Regions from separate parts of the Homo sapiens genome. Here region 1 is linked to region 2. Evidence: chromatin loops called from intact Hi-C (ENCODE). Cell type or tissue: gastrocnemius medialis. All regions are shown on one strand. Links, peaks and the distances in the headings refer to the core of each region. The heading gives the core; the rest is flanking DNA. Region 1 overlaps RAD54L2 (RAD54 like 2). Region 2 holds the start of RAD54L2 (RAD54 like 2).

Region 1 (8,000 bases), core at 1-8,000, 87 kb before region 2:
GTTCAAGCTATTCCCCCTGCCTCAGCCTCCTAGTAGCTGGGATTACAGGCTCACGCCACCACGCCCGGCTAATTTTTTTTTGTATTTTTAGTAGAGACGGGGTTTCACCATGTTGGCCAGACTGGTCTCGAACTCCTGAACTCAGGCAATCCATCTGCCTCAGCCTCCCATAATGCTGGGATTACAGGCGTGAGCCACCGCGCCCAGCCGAGAGGCCACAGTCTTATTCCAGATCTGCTTTTGACCACTGTGTGCACCTAGGGCTTCTTCCTCCTGAAGCAAAGGGCCTTCCCTGCCATGTCCACTGCTTACCAGGGAGGAACTCCAGCGGAACAGTAGGAATAGGGGCTGCATAATCTTTCCTCTGCTGCTCCAGGCGCTTCCTTCTTTCCAACTCTTCTTGCTGTGCTGCTTTGGTAACAGGCTCCAATTGATCCTCCCGGAGTAGCTTTCTAAACATTCACATAAGAGACAGCACTTGGGTTCAATTAAGATTTGGGCAATGTAATGGCAAGCTAAAGAGAGAAATAGCCATTGATGATCTCAGAGTCGAGGCGGGAGAAGGAGAAGCCACATCAGCCCCACCATACCCATGCAAGGAGCAGCATTCAAAAAACAGGATATCAAACTCAGATGGCTCTAGGCTAATACTTTCTATATTATTTAACTCCCCGACCTGCCAACTCATCTCTCCACATAACAGATCAAGAATAAACTAGAGTAATATTTGATTCACAAAGCTGAAAAGCAGTATTAAAAATAGTGTTGTTGGCCAGGTGTGGTGGTTCACGCCTGTAATCCCAGCACTTTGGGAGGCTGAGGCAGGTGGATCACCTGAGGTCAGGAGTTCGAGACCAGTCTGGCTAACACGGCAAAACCCCGTCTCTACTAAAAATACAAAAATTAGCCAGGTGTGGTGGTGCACACCTGTAGTCCCAGCTACTCAGGAGGCTGAGGCAGGAGAATCGCTTGAACCTGGGAGGCAGAGGTTGCAATGAGCCAAGACTGCACCACTGTACTCCAGCCTGGGTGACAGAGTGAGGCTTCATCTCAAGAAAAAAAAATAGTGTTGTCATGTAGAAAAGAAATTAGGATTGGCCGGGCACAGTGGCTCATGCCTGAAATCCCAGCACTTTGGGAGGCGAAGGTGGGCAGTTCACTTGAAGCCAGGAGTTCAAGACCAGTTCAGCCAACGTGGCAAAACCCTGTCTCTACTACAAATACAAAAATTAGCCAGGTGTGGTGGCGGGCACCTATGGTTCCAGCTACTCAGGAGGTTGAAGCACAAGAACCGCTAGAACACGGGAGGTGGGGGTACAGTGAGCCAAGATCACGCCACTGCACTCCAGCCTGGGCAACAGAGAGAGACTTTATCTCAAAAAAAATAAATAAATAAATTAAGAAAAGAAAAGAAACTAGGGTTACAGGGATTCTATATTATTTTCAAACTCAGAGTAATATTTCAAGTTGTCGTTATTTTTTTTTTTAAGTGGAGGCAGGAGGAGAAAAAGATATCATTCATTTCTTTTCAATGGCACGCATTGTTATTTGATGGAAGGAAGAACTGTTGGGGATTTGGATAGTTAAAGAAGTTCACATTTTTGCTCTTAGAAGGAGTCTTGCTTTGGGTCAGACAGTCCTCTACCATTTGAAGTTGACGTCTAAGAAGATGAGAACTCAACTTTATAAAGTCTCCTCTTGTTTTGAGACAAAAGGAAAAATAGAGGAAAAACCGGAAAGTCCAGCTCAGAGCACCCTATCATCTTCGGGCTGCCACCTGGGGCCTCCAGAGAGTAGAAGACCCTCCAGCAGTGGTCAAGGCCTTTCTCATTCTCCCTACAGTCCTCTGAATGCCCAAGTCCAGTGATCCTGAGCTGCACCTTCACTATTAATGAAGACACACACCTGACACTTTTCTCCTTTGGAGAGAGAACTGTCCTTCCCAAATCAGTCTTTTTGCTATTGACAGCCTTAAGATGAAGGTAAAATCTCTATTCCTTTCCCTCTCCTCTTACACAGAGCACAGCTCACCGTATGTTTCTTCTCATGTGGGAGGGCTTCTGAGCTCTCTTCTTTTTGGGGTCCTCGGAGGCTAGGTTCTTGCCTTGGTGGCGCCTAAGCTGCTCTGAAGGCTCAGACTGAGATGAGGTAGTTGAAGTGCACCGCGGCGGCTGCTGCCCATCTTCTCCCAACTGGGCATGCTCAGTGCCACACATGCCTTCCAGGGATGGGTCTGAAAAAACAAGGGGAAAGACATTGCTTTATAGGGGTGAGGGGGAATGAGTCTGGATGACAGACACACCTGGGTTCAAATCTCAACTCAGCAACTTATTAGCTGGTAATCTAAGGCAAATTCTTTATATCTCTCTGAACATCAGTGGATGTATCTACAAAATGAGGATAGTGAGGCCCATACCTCAGAGCTATTGTGAGGACTGCATAGCGTGCATGCCTAGAACCAAGCCTGGCCCAGAGTAAGCCCACAACAAATGATAGCCATCACTATTACTGTAGTTTAGTGCTATGATCAGAGTTAGTAAGTTTCATGGCCTCAGAATGCTCAGAAAGGGACAAACTGAGCAGCTAGGCTCCAAATATAGCTCATACCCAGTGGTATGACTCTAAGCAAGTCCATTCACCTCTCATCTGTCTTAAAGCATTCACTCACTCAAACTTGCCAATCATTTCATGAGGGCTTATGGCAAGCAATATCCTAGACGCTTCAAGGGATATTTGTAAGATTCCTTCCCCTCATGAAGTTTAGAAGGTTTTGTAAGACTCCTTCCCTTCAAGAAGTTTGTGTTCTGCTTAGGGAGACAGGGCATGTACAAACACAGACTCAACATGGCAAGGTGTGCTATATATCACAGGAAGGGCAGATCAACAGATATAAAGAACTTTAAGGTTGAAGACATCACAGGAATTTGAAAGATACTAATACATGTAATGATCATGAAGGAACTATATGGGAGGTAAAATGTGAGTCAGGCCTTGAAAGATAAGCAGAATGTCTAAAGGTAATGCCTTAAAAGATAGTTGGGGGCTGGGCGCGGTGGCTCATGCCTGTAATCCCAACTCTTTGATAGGCTGAGGCGGGAGGATCACCTGAGGTCAGGAGTTCGAGACCAGCCTGGCAAACACGGCAAAACCCAGTCTCTACTAAAAATACAAAAATTAGCCAGGCATGGTGGCGGGCGCCTGTAATCCCAGCTACTCGGGAGGCTAAGGCAGGAGCATCAATTGAACCCAGGAGGCGGAGGTTGCAGTGAGCCAAGATCACACCATTGCACTCCAGCCTGGGCGACATAATGAGACTCCCTCTTAAAAAAAAAAAAAAAAAAAAAAAAAAGATCGTTGGGGGTCCAGGGGATGTCATTTGTAACATCCAATACCAGCAAGGACTGGGGTTGGAGTAGGCGGATCCATGTGCATACCCCTGTCCTCAGCCTGCTGAGTAGCATTCTGTTCACTGGGTAGGCAGGCTTTGAGAGTCACATAGACCACAAGCCTGTCCCCAAATTCATCAGAGCCTCCCAGACACAGGCACTACACAACCAAAAGGTCTTTCCCAAAGGTAACAAGAATTCAGAACTAGAATATAAATGCCAGAACTGAGGTGCTCTAGACAATGCCATTTGGATCTCAGGCAGGAAGGACCCAGGAACTTTGTGGGGTTTTTTTGGTTGTTTTTTTTTGGTGGGGTCGGCGGGGTTGGAGGGCTGGTGGCTTATTGTTTGCTTTTAACTATAGACTTTATTGGGATTTCACCAGTTTTCCATTAATATCCTTTTTTCTGTTACAGGACCCCATCCAGGATACTATGTTGCATTTAGCTGTCATGTCACCTTAGTCTCCTCTAAACTATGGCAGCTTCTCAGTCTATTCTGGTCTCTCATGACCTTTAACACTATTTTTTTTTTGTAAGAGATAGGGTCTTGCTCTGATGCCCAGGCTGCAGTACAGTGGCACAATCATACCTCACTGTAGCCTCAAACTCCTGGACTCAAACGATCTCCCAGCCTCAGCCTCTCAGGTAGCTGGGACTACAGGTGCATGCCATCACACCCAGCTAATTTTTTTTTTCTTTTTTGTAGAGACAAGGTCTCGATATGTTGGCCAGGCTGGTTTCAAACTCCTGGCCTCAAGTGATCCTTCTGCCTCACATTCCCAATGTGCTTGGAGTATAGGCATGAGCCACTGCACCAAGCCTCACCCACTAATTTTAATGTTCATCGGTGGGTCTTACCTAGAGCCAATTATTACTGTGGTATGTTAATGGTGGTTTTCTATTTTCCTCTTTCCTTCTACATTTATTATTTGGAATTTTTCTGTAGGGAAGAATTGTCCTATTTATTGATTGATTGGTTGAGATGGAGTTTCACTCTTGTTGCCCAGGCTGGAATACAATGACACGATCTCAGCTCACCTCAACCTCCGCCTCCCGGGTTCAAGCGATTCTCCTGCCTCAGCCTCCCGAGTAGCTGGGATTACAGGCACGTGCCACCACGCCCAGCTAATTTTGTATTTTTAGTAGAGATGGGGTTTCTCCACGTTGGTCAGGGTGGTCTCGAACTCCCGACCTCAAGTGATCCACCCACTTCAGCCTCCCAAAGTGCTGGGATTACAGGAGTGAGCCACTGTGCCCGGCCTCCCATTTATTTATTCAACTTTTTTTCTATGAGTATGTAGTCAAGTGTCTTTGGGGTAAGAAACATTCAACCTGAGAGCCTTTGGTAAAGAGAGGTGGGGCTGTCATTAAGTCTTGATGAATGAACCTGTAAGCTGATGTTCCCTAGGCCAAAAGAATGATGTACCATGGGTCATCATCCTATGCACTCAGCCACCACTAAGAAATAACATATGGGCTGTCTTACCACTCACTGGCTGAATCAGGGAATTGTGAGTATCCATGTTACTGCTCACCTTCCATAGCTTGGTATGGCCTCCTCCTTGTCATATTACTACTCCAGTTTCCTTATGGTCCCTTTCATGTTGATGCCAGATTCTAGAACAGCATGAAGTTCAAAACTAATGTTTGCCACAAGTTAACATGGCATAGGGGTTCAGTAAGGACACTGGAGCCAGACTGATGGAGTGTGAACTCCAGCTATGCCCGTTATTATATCTTTCTGTTCATGTTTAAAAACGGACTGGAGGAGAACAATTGTAGTAACCTCTAAGGGTTGTGGTGATGATTTTATAAGATAGCCTAAATTAAGAACTAAAACAGGCCAAGTGTGGCTCACGCCTGTAATCCCAGCACTCTGGGAGGCCATGGTCAGGGAATTGCTTGAGCCCAGGAGTTTGAGACCAGCCTGGGCAACATAGCAAAACCCCATCTCTCAAAAAAAAGAAAGAAAATAAACTAAATTAAATTAAAATGAGCATGGTGTCATGCACTTGTGCTTGTAGTCCCAGCTACTCAAGAGGCTAAGGCAGGAGGATTGCTTAAGCTTGGGAGGTGGAGGCTGCAGTGAGCCATGACCACGCCACTCACTGTACTCCAGCCCGGGCAACAGAGCAAGACCCTGTCTAAAAAAAAAAAAAAAAAAACCACACACACCAGAAAGAAAGAACTAAAACAATGTCTGCCACATAGTAAACACTATATTTAAAAAACAAACAAACAAACAAAAAACAGCTGCTGCTTTTACTATGACTACTACTATTCCAGGTATGAGGTATGGATTGTTTTTTACATTACCTCCTTTCTCCCTTATAATAACTCTACGAGACTTTTGCTCCCCTAATTCTAAATATGAGAATTTTTGCTCCCCTAAATTCTTTTTTTTTTTTTTTTTTTTTGTGAGACGGAGTCTCGCTGTGTCACCCAGGCTGGACTGCAGTGTGGCGCAATCTCGGATCACTGTAAGCTCCACCTCCCAGATTCACACCATTCTCCTGCCTCCACCTCCCAAGTAGCTGGGACTACAGGTGCCCACCACCATGCCCGGCTAATTTTTTTTGTATTTTTAGTAGAGATGGGGTTTCACCGTGTTAGCCAGGATGGTCTCGATCTCCTGACCTCGTGATCCACCCGCCTCAGCCTCCCAAAGTGCTGGGATTACAGGCATGAGCCCCCATACCCAGCCTTTGCTCCCCTAATTCTAAATATGAGACATTGAAGCCCTGAGAAGTTATAAATATTTGCCCATGGGTATATAAGAAATAAGCAGAAAAACAGGAGCAGGCAGTTAAAAGTATGAGCTTTGCATTTAGGCAGTACTGGCTTTAAATCCTGTAGCTCTATGTTTATGGATGCAACTTCTCTGAGCCACAGTTCCCACATCTGCAAAATAGGGATGTCAATGGTTATCTTGTGGAAGATACTATTCTTCAAACCCTTATCTGCCTAACTCCGTGGAATTCCATACTCCCAACTACATTGAATGGTCTGGGAGCATGCAAAGCTTGGGGGCCTTGGTCAGACATGCTGAGTGATGACATTTGTGTAGAGAATTCAAATCTCAATTATATTTCCCAATCAAAGATCAGAAATAAGAAAGCAAAGGGGGAAGCAGAAATGACATGTGCAAACTGCATCTTGTTGTCACAAAATGAATGTTTCTTACACACACATACTGCCTCGATGAAATTGTAGACTACACTTTCATGTTAAACCTCTCCACGTGAGACTACTACAAACCAGCCACTGTTGCCTCTCCTGCTCCCTGCTTTCAATTTAGCCCAACACACATATGAACATCTGCTAGGTTCCAGGCCCTGTGCCAAGGCACAGTGGAATAGACCACATGGGGAAACACATATGCTATATGGAAAGTGCCCAAGAGCAGTAACACTTGAGGAAAAAACACCAAATCCAGCCTTACTGGCTGGGCATTGGGGCGCTTCCTTGGGAAGAGCGAGACCTGGGTTTGAAATAACAGAATGGGTAGGCACCAGCTAAAATGAAGGAAGTAAAGCAGCAACAAGAAGGACCTTCCAACCCAACAACCACTTTCCTGTCCCCTTCCTGGAGCTCCTCATCCAAGGGAGACTTAGGTGAGGATCCAAGATCCTTCTCTGGATGCTGGTACAGAAGTCAACCCCTGTCCTGGGTAAGACTACTCCCAACCCTCTCCTTCCTGGCATTCTACTTTCCACTGCCCTGGTGTTTGGGTGGACATGGGAGACTAATGTGATTACTGTAAAAGTGGACAGATGGGTGGGTCTCGCATGTGGATGCCCAGGATGATTCACTCCCCTGCAGCAGCACTGGCAGCAACTTCCTTGGCCCTCAACTGAGAGACGGTTTCGGGTAGACAGCTTTTGCTTTTCAAAAAGCAAAGGAGAAATGGTCAAGAAAGGCATCAGACAAGAAATGCTCATGATGGGACACTGCAATACCATTAACATAAACAAGAGGTTAAAATGTCACACTCCTTTCTCCATTACCACCGGTCTGTAATAGGCCTATTACAAAAAGCCTCCCAAAGAAAGCAGAGGCTAGGGTGGCAAGCAGCACTAGGAATGTACTGCGTGTGTGAGCCTTGGTTCATGGACATGTTCTACCTGCTGAGGAAACAAAGGGCCATTGCTTATGTGCCCAGCCAGACATGAGAACTAAAAGAGAAGTTTCAAAGTAGAGCTCCAAGTGTGACTAGCTACCCTCTCAAATTCACTAACCTCTTCAAACAGTGCTCTCCAATTTCCACCTGAAACATCAGATTTGAGCAAGTTCAGCAATTCCCTGTTTTCCTTTAAAAGAACTATCATTCTTTCTGGCCCTCTACCCCTCCAAAGACCTAACACTTCCACAGCATTTTCACATAATACTGCTGTCAACTTCTTCCTACTTCACAGCCCTGAATTCTTCCCTCCTAAAAGGGGAGGCCATCAAATTCCTCATCCCAAACAGTTGGCTGGGCAGCAGACTCCCCAAGAGAGGATATCTACTGCTAAATGACTACTTCCACCAATACTGCAACTTGGCCTACAACATACCGACTACACTTGAGGCTGGGTTGGCACACTTCAACTTAGTGTTTTGCTGGGTCCTC
Region 2 (15,991 bases), core at 3,449-11,448:
CCTAAGGTGCTGGGATTACAGGCGTGAGCCACAGTGCCTGGCCTTCAGTTTTCCTTTTTATCTGATATCAACTTTTATCTTTAACCTAACTACAGTTACTTTTCATGCTTTTATTTTTTGCAGTCTGCTATTTTGTCACTTGCATGAAAGAATAATTGCATTTGGCCAGGCGTGGTGGCTCACACCTGTAATCCTAGCACTTTGGGAGGCTGAGGAGGGGGGATCACCTGAGGTCAAGAGTTCAAGAGCAGCCTGGCCAACATGGCGAAACCCTGTCTCTACTAAAAATACAAAAATTAGCCAGGTGCGGTGGCACATACCTGTAATCCCAGCTACTTGGGAAGCTAAGGCAGGAGAATCACTTGAACCCAGGAGGCAGAGGTTGCAGTGAGCTGAGATCATGCCATTGCACTCCAGCCTGGGCTACAGAGTGAGACGCCATCTCCAAAAAAAAAAAAAAAAAAAAAAAAGAATTGATGTAGGCTTTGATAACCTTCCTAACACCCAGCCTTCAGTAGGGATTTCTATGCAGTCTAATCACCCATAAAAACTAATTTGATTGGGAGGCCAACGCAGAAGGATCACTTGAGCCCAAGAGTTTGAGACCAGCCTGCGCAACATAGTGGGACCCCTGCCTCTACAAAAAATATAAAAATTAGCCAGGCAAGGTCATGCATGCCTGTACTCCCAGCTACTCAAGAAGCTGAGGTGAAAGGATTGCTCGAGCCTGAGAGGTCAAGGCTACAGTGAGCTATGATCATGCCACTGTACTTACTCTAGCATGGGTGACAGAGAGAGACTCTGTCTCAAAACAAAAAAAAATTAAAAATTTAAAAAAAATCTTAAAAAAACTAATTCAAAGTAATTTAGGTAGTATACTCAAGTTATTTTACTACCAAGATCCAGGAGGGTGGCCAGGCATCATGGCTCACGCCTGTAATCCCAGCACTTTGGGAAGCAGAGGCAGGTGGATCACAAGGTCACGAGTTCAAGATCAGACTGACCAACATGGTAAAACCCTGACTCTACTAAAAATACAAAAACTAGCCAGGCGTGGTGGCACGCGCCTGTAATCCCAGCTGCTCAGGAGGCTGAGGCAGGAGAATCACTTGAACCCGGGAGGCAGAGGTTGCAGTGAGCTGAGATCACACCACTGCACTCCAGCCTGGGCGACAGAGCAAGACTCCGTCTCAAAAACAAAACAACAACAACAAAAAAGATCCAGGAGGGTAACTAAATAAATTGGCACAATTCTGTAACTTCTAGGTAAATAACTCAGAACATACAGCTCCAGACACTTCAGAATTAGTACAGTATTAGACTGAGCAGAAAACGGATACAGATAATTTTATAGTCACTGAATTCTAACTCCTGAATAAAGTTTGCTCAAATAATCGTTATTTCCTGTATATGGTGACACTGAGCTCAGATGGGTCTCCAAAAGGCCAACCAGGCAGCAAAATTCACAATATCCTAGTGTTAAATCCATTACCCATTCCCAGGCCAGGCGCAGTGGTTCATGCCTATAATCCCAGCATTTTGGGAGGCCAAGATGGGCAGATCACTTGAGGTCAGAAGTTCAAGACCAGCCTGGCCAACATGGAGAAATTTTGTACTAAAAATACAAAAATTAGCCAGGCATGGTGGCGCACCTATAGTCCCAGTTACTTGTGAGGCTGAGGCAGGAGAATAGCTTGAACCGAGGAGGTTGAGGTTGAGGCAGTGAGCCAAGATCGTGCCATTGCACTCCAGCCTGGGTGACAGAGCAAGACTCCATCTCCAATCAATCAATCAAGTCATTACCCATTCCCAGCAGGTGGTGGCTTATCAGTAGTTAGTTGTCTAGATACCCTGTGGCCCAAACCAACTAATCACTTCTTTACATATGAAGACAAAGCACTCAGAGCAGTAAATGGCCTGCAGAAGATCAGACAATACCAATGAAGAACTGTCACATTTACTCCCAAATGAAATGTTTGCAAGACCCAAAAAAGCAAGTAATAGCCCTCCAGCCTCAAAATTATGAACAAATGAATAAGCAACACATTCTCACAACAAAGTGTTGCCTTTAGCAACCTGGAAAAACAAAAGCAGAGATACTGCTTCAGCCAGGATCAGAGGCAGCCATGAAGTCAGAACTCTCATCACACCACTAGTTCCACAGTGAATGATTTCCTGTTATTTCATAAGCAAAGGTTATTCATTTGTTCACTCAACAAACATTTGCCAAGTAGCTACACTGTGCCAGAAATGGTCAGGTGCTGGGATATAAACAAGACAAGCTCCTGCCTTGAAGTAGGTAATAAACTAGGTATGGGAAACACAAAAAAAACACCAAAACATGGTAAAAAGGAATTTGAGGAAAAAATATATAAATAATTTTTTTTAAAAATACCAAAACTTAGCAGGACAGTATGATTATAAAAGCTTGCACAGACTCCAATGTCATACAGAAGAGAGGCATTCTGCTTAACCTGGAGGCAATCAAGGAAGGCTTTTATTAAGAGAAGGTGGTGCCCGAACTCCTGGTTCAAGCCTTAGAGTCGGCCAAGCTGTAGAATAGAGAGCAAAATATCACAGAAGGAATAGCTAAGAATGCTGGGACCTTCAAGGAGTTCACTATAACTGAGCCTCACGTGCCAGAGTAAATGTGGCAGAGGAAAAACTAGAAAGGAAGATAAAGAAGGGGCCAGGTCATAAAGGTCCTTATGAGATGCTGAAGCAGAGACAGGCCAGGGTCTAGATGTTAGAGACCAGAGGTGTATTATTTACTCTTTTTTTTTTTTTTTTTTTGAGATGGAGTTTCGCTCTTGTTGCCTAGGCTGGAGTGCACTAGCACAACCTCTGCTCACCGCAACCTCCGCCTCCTAGGTTCAAGCAATTCTCCTACCTCAGCCTCCCGAGTAGCTGGGATTACAGGCATGCGCCACTATGCCTGGCTAATTTTGTATTTTTAGTAGAGACAGGGTTTCTCCATGTTGGTCAGGCTGGTCTCGAACTCCCAACCTCAGGTGATCCGCCCGCCTTGGCCTGCCAAAGTGCTGGCATTACAGGCGTGAGCCACCGCGCCTGGCCATTACTTACTCTTATCTGGAATTAAAGACCAGCAGAATGGAGGGGGCATTTGACTACAGCAAGACTGCAAGAAATTAGAGACCAGTTATTTCAAGTCACTTCTGGCCTCTACTTATTTTTCTCTTGAATATTAGTGGGACTTTTTTTTTTTCCTGTCTTATTGGGAAAAAATAAAACTGAAAGTTCTATAACTAAGTCTGTTCATCAAAAACATGCCTGAACAGAGTGCTAGATTTTACCAAAGTAGCCCCAATTAAAGAAAATGACAAATCTCTCCTGCATCTGGAGAATTCCTGGCAAAAACACCAAAGCCAGGTCTCTGGTGCCAGCAGAAGAATGCCAGAGAAATGTCCTGATCAGGGGCCATATAGAACACAATGCTGCCTGGTATACTTTAGTGTTCTATCAATGGGAGAGCCCGCTGTTTCCAAACAAGAACATGCCAAACAGTTACCTCCTGGCTTCCCCATACAAACTGTCAGGAAAAAACCTTCTACTGCCAGGAATGACCTTGGACTTTATAGTGTGGACTCCTGCCTACCGGCACTGAATAAAGACAACCTTGGCCAGGCGCGGTGGCTCACACCTGTAACCCCAGCACTTTGGGAGGCCAAGACGGGCGGATCACGAGGTCAGTAGATCGAGACCATCCTGGCTAACACGATGAAACCCCATCTCTACTAAAAATACAAAAAATTAGCCGGGTGTGGTGGCAGGCGCCTGTAGTCCCAGCTACTCGGGAGGCCTGTAATCCCAGGGAGGCTGAGGCGGGAGAATGGCGTGAACCTGGGAGGTGGAGCTTGCAGTGAGCCGAGATCGCACCACTGCACTCCAGACTGGGCAACAGAGCAAGACTCCGTCTCAAAAAAAAAAAAAAGACAACCTCAAAATTTCCTCACCTGTCCAGAGTGCCAACAGGTGCAGACAGCTGCCTTCCTCACCAGACAAGGAAACTTGAATCCTGCACAGCACCACAGTACCCAGCCACATTCCTACTATTAATACTACTGAGATTAGAGGTCCTATATAATAATACACATTAACTACTACTGACAACCAGCACTGACCACCCTCAAAGCTTGAGGCCCTCATCTCCAGTCCTCGATGCAATCTGCAAAGAAGGCTGTATTAGGCCCATTTTACAGATGGAAAAACAAAACCAAACCAAAGCTCAGAGAGGTTAACAGCTTATCAAGGGTCAAAAATTGAGCAAGAAAAAGTGGGAAGACTCCAAAAACCAAGCTCTTCCCATTGTACCAGACATTTCTTCTCTCAGACTTTTTCTAAAGAAATAGAAAACTCTAAGCCTTATTTCCAAGAGTTTCTGAAGTTGATCCATTTAACTAAGAGGTGGCCAAAAACATTTATTTAAGCAATCACCTTGCCTTTAAGGCAACAAATAAACAAGTTTTTATTTTCTTTGATCAAGTGAATAGTCCAGATGGAAAATGAGAGCTATTTTGAAGAATTCATTTATTATTTAAATACCTTGATTTTACATTTCTTCATTTATTTTTGCCCAAGATATATACACAGAGAGATAGACAGCAAAAGGCAGAATTTCATTTTAATAGATCAGAATGAAGAGTAACAAAGCAAAAAACATTCAGATTTACATTATATTTTATGCAGTAAAAATTAAGAAGCAAATGACTTTCAAACAGACTGAGCCTTACCTCAATCTTACTCCTCCTGTTCCAAGGGACAGCACTCCAAGTGATCAGCAGACACTCCCAGCCTACATACAGTGAACCAGACATAGGGGATAAGCAACGCCTTCATGCTCCCAAAACCACAGTGGGAAGGAGTGTGATGGCTTCCTGGGGAATCTGAACACATATAGTATTTGTAAATCACTGCTCGTTGAGACATACACCAAAACAAAATGTTTTACCTGTGGTTTGTCTACAGGAGTACTTAAAATTAACAGGTGTATAAAATAGTGCAAAAATAATCCCATACCAGCATGAACTCACAGTGATAGCTAAACTTTTTCCATGGAGATGTTAAGATAATTAACTGTCACCAGTCAAAATTAATACATTATAAAAACTTTATTCAATGTCTTTACTGATTAAAAGCTTGATATACCTGAATCACTTCTTTCTTCATAGACCTATAACCACCTCTAAACCAGGAACTACCACTAACAAAATGTTAAAAAATATCATCAGCATTTTTGAGGTGCCCAAAGCAGTGCCTGGCAAAATGCAATAAATGTTCGTTTATGAAAGAATGAATGGAGAAAGAGAAAGAATACTACTTTTTTTTTTTTTTTTTTTTTTTGAGTCAGAGTCTCGCTTTGTCGCTGAGGCTGGAGTGCAGTGGCACGATCTCGGCTCATTGTAACCTCTGCCTCCCAGATTCAAGTGATTCTTGTCCCTCTGCCTCCAGAGTAGCTGGGACTACAGGCACATGCCACCCCACCGGCTAATTTTTGTAGTTTTAGTAGAGACAGGGTTTCGCCATGCAGGCTCAATCTCCTGACCTCATGTGATATGCCCGCCTCGACCTCCCAAAGTGTTGGGATTACAGGCGTTAGCCACCACACCCAGCCAAGAAAGAAAGAATACCATTGAAGAAAAATAATTATTTAAAGCTTAAGGAAAAAGATAATGTTTACAATAATGAGAACTATCAGTACAACTACAAACAGAATTACCTAACATTGCACTTGAAAGTTTATACTAGACTCCAGTTAGGCTATATTTCCTACCACTCTAAACTCAGAAGGTACAATGATTCTGATACTGTTTTTGTTCATGTAGGGTTCCCTTTAAACCTCACCTACAGACAACACACCAACTTTTGCCTGAATAATACATACAGAGCTCCGGCCCACAGCTGCAGGCCTCAGAGTTGGAGTTTGCGTACTGTCTTTCAATGATATAGATTGTCACAGGGAGACAGTGTACAGGCCAAATTCATTGAAGATGGATAATACTTCTAGTGAAGACAATGTCCTGTGAGAGTAAACAAGGATGCTGAAATGAGAGTCACTAAGATTTAATAGATTCAACGAACTCACTTCATGGCAGTAAGAGAAGATGAAATTTCATGGATTTAAGGATGGAAAGACCATTTAACAACATAAATGTTAGAGTTTTCTTATCCTTCTTTAGTGTTGCACACATTAAACAATGGTACACAAATTAGTGAAAAGAAGCTTTTAAATTTAGATTTATAAGAATTGGACTGAAAACGCCTGGAACTTACATGTATGATGAAGTCTAAGTTTGTCTATCATTTCAAATAGCCACAGTGCTGAAAAGAAAGTATGAGTCACAATTCAAAAACAACGGAGGAAAGAAAAAAATGAACAGAGAAAAGCTTTGGATCCAAATACCACAAAGAAATTCCTTACTTAAAATGTTGTCAATGACAGTCACCACTCTGACTTGGAGTAAGAAAGGTCCACACTGTCCTCTACGTGGGAACAAACTCATCCAGCCCCACATAACCCTTCCAGTTGCATCCACCTCAATGTTCAGCCACCAATATAGTCAGCCACAATCCCTAGCAAGCAACAGGAATCCTAACAGATCTGAGTCACCCACTCCCACGCAGTAAGAGGTCACTCTCCATCAGGAAGCCCACTCTGCAAAGTTTCCTTGTTCATCTCCCAGGCTGCCACCACCATGACCCACATAAAGCTGATTCTCCAATCTCAGTAGCCTATCAACCCTCCTCTACACTCCCCAAACCACAACTCCCACCGGCCTCACCCTAACGACAAGACAGCTAGCACTACTCACCGTGTGCCACTACTCACTCCTGTGATAAGTTCCTTGCCTGAAAACCACTCCTCGTCAGGGTGCATCAGGGCCCCGGAGGATCCAGCTCTCTGCTTAACTCTCTTGTGCCCAGCTGAGCTCCTGCCTTTCCAGGAACTAATCACCAGTTACCTCAGGGAAGCTAAACTCTCAATGCCTCTTCTGCCCCAGCCCGACCCCAGTCTGCCAAATTCCCAGACCTCAGGAGAGGGGGTCGGGGAGACGCATCCAGATGCGCCTTAGGGATTAGACACACAGAAGCCCCTAAAATTCCAAATACTTTCCCAACCCCACACCGCGCTCTGGTCATCCTCCGGGGCGCCAGCATCCAGAGCCAAAAGCGCAGAGGGGCAACAGTTAAGTCTCCGTGTCCCTACGACTCCCTTCCCCGGCTACGAAATCCTCAAATATCAAGCCACTGAGGCCCCGGGTCGAGGCCCAAGACCCCCGCCAAGCCTCCGGCCACTGGAGTTTCCCGGGTGGGGGACCCCGTGCCCCGAAGGCCCGGGCCGCTGGGTCCATCTAGCTGCCCCGAGCCACTGCATGGCAGGGGCCCAGGCCGCGTCTCCAGTCGGTCCCCATTGTTGCGGGACCCGGCGGCCCCGGCCGGGAGCGAGGAACCGGCACCGGCGTCTCACCTCCTGCGCCGCGGCTCCGGGCCGCGCCGGACCGCGCAGGGCCGAGGGACCTCACGTTCAGCTTCGCCCGCCTAGGCAAAGTCTGCGGCGGCGGAGGCGGGGGCGGCGGCTGAGGCGGGAAGCAGCCGGCCAGGCCCGGGCGCCGCGGGCTGGCTCTGGCCAAGCGTCGGTCTCCACCGGCGGCGGCGCTCGCCAGCCTCCGCTCACGGTCCGCGCCAGAAAGCGTCCCCCTCCCGGCCCGCGCGCCCGACCGCACGGACGGGAACACGCGCCGCGGAGAGGAAAGTTCCGCTGAGAGCCGACTGAAGGCCGTTCCCCTGCGCCGGGTGTACGGCGATTCCTGCCTGGATGGGACCGTTTCTGGAATGAATGCCGCACAGAAATCCCAAGCCAGAAGCTGCCTGAGAATGGTTCTAGGGGTGGGTCCAACGGAATGGTTTTGCACTCGCCAGCCATTTAGCATCTCAATTGAGCCTCAGTTTCTCCTCATTTCTCATTGGGAATAATCTAGGCGGCTTGTTAGGATTGAATGAGGTGATGCGAATACCTAGCTCAGAGATAGGGAGCTCTACACCGGGGTACGATCGTTACTGATCCTGCCAATGCTGCTGCTACTGTTGCCTCCAACATAGGTTGTGCTCAGCCCTCAAGGGCCCTTGAAATTATGCGCATCATGTAACTCTTCTTTTTTCACCCTCGGTCCCCACCTACCATCCTGTTTCCTGTTAAGTGAAGCTGTCTTCAGAATTCCCTGGAAGAGAAGCAGAGGCAAAAGGGGGCTTTCTTGATTGCTGACACTCAGGTGGAGGTTAAGGGTGCAGGTTCTCCTTCCTCAAGTTGGGAATTACTGCCATGTGGCCATGTGGGCTCCAGTTACTGATGGGACTGTAACGGCTCTCTCCACTATAGCCTCAGGTTCTCTTCTCCTCTTCCCAATAAGTGAATGTTGACAAAATGATTTTTTTTTTTTTGAGAAGGAGTTTCGCTCTTGTCGCCCAGGCTGGAGTGCAGTGGCGGGATCTTGGCTCACTGCAACCTCCGCCTCCTGGGTTCAAGCTATTCTCCCGCCTCAGCCTCCCGAGTAGCTGGGATTACAGGCGCCCGCCACCACGCCCCGCTAATTTTTTGCATTTTTAGTAGAGACAGGGTTTCGCCATATTGGGCAGGCGGGTCTCGAACTCCTGACCTCAGGTGATCCTGCCCACCTCTGCCTCCCAAAGTGCTGGGCCACCAGGCGTGAGCCACCACCTCTGGCCGACAAAGTGATGTTTTAAATTACAAAAGTGCATCTTTCTTTGAAGGCTTTGTATTTTACTCATAAAATCAAGAGGATAGCAATTCCTTTCTCGTCCCCACTTTCCTTTTCTTCTAGGCCTTCACACCTCTAAGATACCAGATGCGGTTATTTTTGGAGCTAACTCTTGATGGGAATTTAGATCTGCAGAAGGTGTTCCAAAAAAAATCCTAATTTTCAGGTGTTCTCAAATTTCCCATTTTTACATACCCCCTTGGCTTCTGAGACACATATATGCCTGATTTTTCATTTATATTATTTTCTGGAGGTAATGAAAGGGTTCTGCCTGTCAAAAGGCACTTTGCTATCTAATATGGATCTGTGTCCCCACCCAAATCTCATGTTGAATTGTAATCCCCAATGTTGGAGGTGGGGTCTGGTGGGAAGTAATGGGATCATGGGGGTAGATCCTTCATGAATGGCTTAGCACTGTCCCTTTGGTTCTCTTCTTGTGAGTTCTCACAAGATCTGGTTGTTTAAAAGTGTATGGTGTCGGCTAGGCGCGGTGGCTCATACCTATAATCCCAGCACTTTGGGAGGCCGAGGCAAGTGGATCACCTGAGGTTAGGAGTTTGAGACTAGCCTGGCCAAAATGGCAAAACCCTGTCTCTACTAAAAATGCAAAAATTAGCCAGGCATGATGGTGTGTGTCTGCAATCCCAGCTACTCGGGAGGCTGAGGCAGGAGAATCACTTGAACCCAGGAGGTGGAGATTGCAGTGAGCTGAGATTGTGCCACTGCACTCCAGCCTGGGCAACAGTGAGGCTGTCTTAAAAAAAAAAAGTGTATGGCACCTCCCCCCACTTCTCTTTTCCTCCTACTCCAGCCTTGTGAGGTGCTCGCTCCCCCTTCGCCTTCCACCATGAATGTAAGTTTTCTGAGTCCTCCCCTGAAGCCCAGCAGATGCCAGCATCATGCTTTCTGTACAGCCATGAGCCAATTAAACCTCTTCTTTATAAATTATCCAGTGCCAGGCATTTATTTATAGCAGTGTGAGAACAGACTAATAGAGTGTTCCTTCTGGAAACAGCAGGCTCATGGGTTAGAAAGCAGCACAGTCAAAGCCTCTGGAAGCTTCTCCGCTTCCTCAGGTAAGAGGAACTTCATCCTAGGTTCTTCAGAGGCAAAGAATGCCTCAAAAGCTGGTTCCAGCCAAGTGCAGTGGCACATTTCTGTAGTCCCAGCTTCTCAGAAGGCTGAGGCAGGAGGCTCACTTGAGCCCAGGAAGTCAAGTTCAGCTTGGGCAATATAGCAAGACACTATCTCTTAAAAAAATAAATAAAAATTTTAAAAAGCTAGTTAACTTCTCTCCAGCAGCCTGAGGTCAGATCAGCATTCCGACCCCTCCCAGCTTCATGTCTTGCATTTTACTCATTTGGCCTCTTAGCTGGGACTCTCCGGGTGACACATAGAGCATATTTGGCCTCAGGAGTTGAAACAGGTTCACATGAAAGCCCCAGAGACTACCAAAGAGAGGAGAAAGAAACCAGTCAGGTTGGCCAGATATATTTAAACGCACACACACACACACACACACACACACACACACACTCCTATTGTTAATCCCCCCACCCCCATCCCCTGGCCCCCAATTAAAAGACTTAAGGCACAACCACCAAAACATAGACACTTACCTTTCTCATGTCACTAAAGTAGGAGCCACAAAGGCCAGAGCTAGCTCCCCTGGTGATGGAAGCCTCTTCCATTCCCTCCTCCCAGGATGGCATTGTCCTTCTGTAACATCTGTTTCCCCACCCTTCTAGAAATTCCCTGACTACTTGGATGATGTCATGCCCGCACAACAACCTCTGAGATTCATGGTACCCCAAAATTCACCTGTAGAAAGATTTGGTTCTATTAGGGGAAGTCCCTAGAGTGATTTATGCATACACCTGCCTATTGTTGGCTATACCTTTAAGTGAGTTTAAAAGATCTGGGACTGCCCTTCTGGGATTAGGCAAAATTCACCAGGGACTTGTTGGTTAATCAGAAACCAGAACAAGGTTTTCTTCATCACCATGAAAACACACATGGAAAAACACTCTCTTCATTTTTTTTTTTTTTTTTTTTTTTGAGATGGAGTCTTGCTCTGTCACCCAGGCTGGAGTGCAGTGTCGTGATCTCGGCTCACTGCATCCTCCACCTCCCAGGTTCAAGCCACCCTCTTCATTTTATCTGTTTCACCTCCTGCTTATTCCGTGAGAGTTAGATCAATCCTGCACCCACCAGCCACACTTAATGGCCCCCCCTCACTTCTGAATGCCAAAGCCATGATCACTCTGAACCAGATTCCAAGGTGACAAAGGGTTGTATTGCTTTCTTCAACAGTCATCCCATTCTTGGGATATTTTTACCTTTTCTGCTTGTATACCACTCATCACCCAGATTATAATGTCCTAGGAGATTTTTTAAAAATCGACCCCAGTATCTAATGACGGCCTAGCATAATTGCTACGCCATAAAATTCCCCATTCAGCAACTATTTACTGGGTACCAATATGTACCAGGCACTGGCCAGGCACGGTGGCTCATGCCTGTAATCCCAGCACTTTGGGAGGCCAAGGCGGGCGGATCATGAGGTCAGGAGATCAAGACCATCCTGGCTAACATGGTGAAATCCCGTCTCTACTAAAAATACAAGAATTAGCCAGGCGTGGTGGCGGGCGCCTGTAGTCCCAGCTACTCAGGAGGCTGAGGCAGGAGAATGGCGTGAACCCAGGAGGCAGAACTTGCAGTGAGCCGAGATGACGCCATTGCACTCCAGCCTGGGTGACAGTGCGAGACTCCGTCTCAAAAATAAATAAATAAATAAATAAATAAATAAAAGATGTACCAGGCACTGTACCCAATGCTGGGGAATACTAGTAAGACATGACAGGCATGACCATAAGCATTTTACAGTTATTAACTCATTTAATCCTCACATCAACATTCCACTTCAAAGGTGGAAAAATAAGCTGAGAAGTCAGAAGAGCGATGGGGTTTGAGTGCAGATCATCTAGGTCCAGAGCCCATGCTTATAACCATCCCCAACATGAATGAGGAAGTATGTTCAGAGTTGAGCCTAGAAGAGTGTGGTCTGTAGAATGTGACTAATAGAAACCTATCCTATATGGATGTTCATTCAAATGAACAGATGTTTATTGTTCCCCAGTTGTATTTCAGATGCTGATATGCCCTGGGGAACACAGCACTAAACAGGAGGGAACAGGTCTCTGCCCTCAAGTAGCTTACCTTCTAAACAGGTGAGAAAGACAGTACAAAATAATTGCAAATTCTAATAAGTTCTGAAAACACGAAACAGAGACCAGTATGGGAGAGAGGCTGTTGGAAGAGGGAAGGCATTGGGTAAGACCAACCCAATGAGGTGTCCTGTGAGCTGAATCCTGAATGCCAAGAATGCTAACGAGAACCATGTAAAGTCTCAGGGAAGAAGAATTCTAGGCAGAGGGACCAGAACTTGGGGGCAACATGGTGTGTAGGTGTAGTGAGAAGCCCCAGATAACTGCCCTGTGAAAGATTCTCCCCAGGGCCTGAAAGCTTGAAGGGATGAGTAACTCCTCCCTTCTCAGGCCCAGTCCCAAGGCAAAAGGCCACTTGCGCTAGCAGTGTGCGTCAGCAAGATAGCAGAAGCAGGAAGAGAGCCGGCCGGAAGACACCTACCCAGGCCGGAAGACACCTCCCCTGGCCGGAAGACACGTAACTCTGAAGATCGAGAAAAAGGCCACCCAGGTACCACGTAGCAGTTACGTCAGACTGGGACACTTCCTGTTTACAGGAGACTATAAAACCCCTGCCCCATCCTCACTTGGGGCTGATGCCATTTTAGGCCTCAGCCCGCCTGCACCCAGGCGCTCATTAAAACAGTGTGTTGCTCCACACCGCCTCGTGTTGTCCATTGGCGTGCTCTCGGGGTTTGAACCGATACAAGAACTTTCATCTGGTGCCGAAACCTGGGGCAGGGGTTTTCCGCTCCTCCTAGGCACCACCTCCCAAAAAGCTGAACTCATTGCTGTCACTCAAGCTCTCACTCTAGCAGCCAGACAACAAATTAACATATATTTGGATTCTCGTTATGCGTTCCATGAAGTACACTCACACTCGTCTATCTGGAAAGAACGAGGTTTCCTAACTGCAAAAAACACTCGTGTCATAAATGGCTCTCTCATCAGCAAGCTCCTTCAAGCTGCCAGTCTCCCACAGAAAGTTGCCATCATTCATTGCAGGGGCCACCAAATCCCAGACAATTCTATATCGGCCGGAAATGCTTTAGCAGATCAGGTAGCCAAACAAGTAGCCCTATAACCCATGCAAGGCCAGTTTCTGTCCCTGTCCTTGTTCTCTCCTCTTTCCTCCTCAGAAGAAAAGGAGGACTTCCAGGCCCAGAACCTCCAAAAGCAAGGACCACGGTATGTCAAGGAAGGGCACTTCGTTCTTCCTCACTCTCAAACAATTCCTATCCTCCAAAGTCTCCACAACTCTTTTCATGTCGGTTACAAACCTCTCTTACAACTTCTCCGCCCTATTCTCACTTGTGCTCACCTTTCCAGCCATGTCTGAGAGATTACCCAGTCCTGCTCTATCTGCCACTCAGTGTCACACCCAGGTTCCCTCCAGCCACTGCCTTTTCCTACCCACCAAGCCCAGGGCCAGATACCCGGGCAAGATTGGCAAGTAGATTTCACTCACATGCTGCCCGATAAATGGCTCCGCTATCTTCTAGTCTTTGTACTTTCTCTGGGTGGGTAGAAGCATTCCCAACAACTTCAGAGGGTGCAAATATCATCACACAAACGCTCATCATGCCTATAATTCCCCGTTTTGGACTCCCAACATCCATCTAGTCCAAAAACAGGCCCTCCTTCATCACCTTATCTAAGGTGTCTCCACATCCTGAGGAATAAAGTGGGTTCTCCACATCCTGAGGAATAAAGTGAGTTCTCCACACACCCTACAGGGCTCAATCTTCAGGCAAAGTTTTATTTTATTTTATTTTTATTTTTGGAGATGGAGTCTTGCTCTGTCACCTAGGCTGGAGTGCAGTGGTGTGATCTTGGCTCACTGCAATCTCCGCCTCCCAGGTTCAACCGATTCTCCTGCCTCAGCCTCCTGAGTAGCTGGGACTACAGGCACCCGCCACCATGCCCAGCTAATTTTTGTATTTTTTTAGTAGAGACAGGGTTTCACCATGTTGGCCAGGATGGTCTCAATCTCTTAATCTCATGATCCGCCCGCCTCGGCCTCCCAAAGTGCTGGGATTATAGGCGTGAGCCACCATGCCTGGCCAAGGCAAAGTTGAAAAAGTCAACTCTGTCCTTAAAGCCCAACTCACCAAGCTAGCTCTAGAAACCCATCTGTCGTGGACAAGAAATCTCCCTTTTGCCATCATGAGACCGCAACACCAAAAGCACCCTCTTTTTATAGTCCTTTCGAAATCATGTATGGCCGAACTTTTGTCTTAGGGCCTCCATCCTCACCAGACTCTGAGCCACTCAGGAATTACCTCCCCTCCGTAATCCAGACACGGTCTTTCATCCATGAAGCAGCAAATGAGGCAATGCCTCTCCCTGTCGACACCTCCTTGTCCTCTCAACATAACTGTCTTGCAGGAACAGACGTGTTCATCTGCCAACCTGACCTTCACAAAAAGCTACGACCAAAGTGGACAGGCCCCTACACTGTGATACTCAGCACACCAGCTGCAGTGAGAGTCCAAAGATTCCCCAACTGGATCCATCGCACCAGGGTCAAGCTCATCCCCAAGGCTACGTCTTCCTCCAAAACATTAGCAGCTAAGTGGTCGTCAAGCACAATTTCTCCTACCAAGCTTAAATTAACCAAAAAACTTTCTTAAAACCAAAAACCCCCTAGAAAGTGTAAACATGGAGAAGACTAATTACCTGCTTCCAGAAATGGCCTGTATCTACCCAACCGCTTGCTGTGCCTCACTTCCAACCACAAGTCTTCTTTTTTTTTTTTTTTTTTTGAGATGGAGTCTCGCCCTGTTGCCCAGGCTGGAATGCAGTGATGCTAACTCGGCTCACTGCAACCTCCGCCTCCCAGGTTCAAGCAATTCTCCTTCCTCAGCCTCCCGAGTAGCTGGGATTACAGATGTGTGCCACCACTCCAGGCTAATTTTTTGTATCTTTAGTAGAGATGGAGTTTCACCATGTAGGCCAGCCTGGTCTGGAACTCCTGACCTCATGATCCACCCACCTCGGCCTCCCAAAGTGGTGAGATTACAGGTATGAGCCACTGTGCCTGGCCCCAACCAAAAGTCTTAATACGGAAATATCCCTCATCACAGTCTTAATGCTGTCAGTAGACGCCCTGCTGTCCACAGCAGCCCTCCAAGCTGCCATGAGTGTTATCAGTCTTTCTACTATGGAGGAAAAATCCAACAGTCCTTTACTTACCATACCCATATAGAAAGATCCTGTTATGGAGTCTTAGTCAAAGAATGTGTTGAATCAGGGAAAAGTTATTATAAAGTAAAGCATCTAGGAGTATCTGGCAGTCGTAATGGGGCTATATGCCATTATGCCATAATGGGGCTATATGCCGCAAAGGGAAGCAGTGGCTTTGTTTCACCAAAACTGGACAACGCGGAGTAAACACTCAAGTGCTAGAGGACATAAAGAGAGAACAGATTATAGCCAAAGCAAAAGCTAAAGCCGACAGCTACCCCCCAAAACCACCCATAGTATTTCCACCCCTTTATAAAAAACTACCAGGAGATGTATCCCTTCCCAAGCCAGGAAAAAAACCTGTTTGTAGATCTAGGAGAACGCATCGCACTTACCATGAATGTGTCCAATTGCTGGGTATGCAGGGGAGCCCGTATGAGTGAACAGTGGCCGTGGTATGTCATAGACATTCCCCCTTACTTACTAATATCCCAAAACTACAGCCTCACTTTCACTCCTCAGGAATGCCCGCAGTCCTGAACACTTACCAACCCAGTAAGAGGGATGGTGTGCATATCCCACAAGTGGACTAGTAAAACCCGTTGCACCATAGGTGAAAGCACTTGTCACCAAACCCTAACAGTCAACACCTCCACAGCCAAGTGGTGGCCAAGGTTACCGCACAGAGCCTGGTCTCCCTCTAACTTAAGCTATCTCAATTGTGTTCCATCAAAAAGAGCCTGGAACTGTACAAATACCACTAACCCTTATGCCACATACTCCCGCCTAAGTGCACTATGGAAC

What was found. Hi-C counts contacts between places; a loop is a spot of excess contacts. Peaks named below come from ENCODE experiments on the same cell type or tissue, not always from the same donor. Only the 100,000 strongest peaks of a DNase experiment are listed, where the experiment ranks them.
Region 1: it touches region 2 in a loop (1.9-fold over the local background); 7 of 110 quality-filtered maps call a loop at or near these places.

The regions. Positions count from the first base shown.
Region 1 is chr3:51,621,786-51,629,785 of GRCh38, reverse strand. RAD54L2 (RAD54 like 2) reads right to left here. Exons shown (of 23, transcript NM_015106.4): 4 at 2,032-2,233; 5 at 313-452. Among named protein-coding and RNA genes, the nearest start is that of TEX264, 45 kb to the left of the region's middle. In gastrocnemius medialis, for the core only: no CTCF peak of the experiment used is centred there; no DNase peak of the experiment used is centred there; H3K27ac peaks cover 1,283 bases.
Region 2 is chr3:51,530,411-51,546,401 of GRCh38, reverse strand. It overlaps RAD54L2 (RAD54 like 2), which reads right to left and starts at 7,683. Exons shown (of 23, transcript NM_015106.4): 1 at 7,487-7,683; 2 at 4,752-4,813. It overlaps LOC105377085 (a long non-coding RNA gene), which reads right to left. Exons shown (of 3, transcript XR_940835.3): 2 at 10,415-10,616; 3 at 9,733-10,243. RefSeq lists enhancers at 1,584-2,225, 6,707-6,796, 7,615-7,909 and a silencer at 7,327-7,726. In gastrocnemius medialis, for the core only: no CTCF peak of the experiment used is centred there; a DNase peak (open chromatin) is centred at 7,741; H3K4me3 peaks cover 2,995 bases; H3K27ac peaks cover 2,328 bases.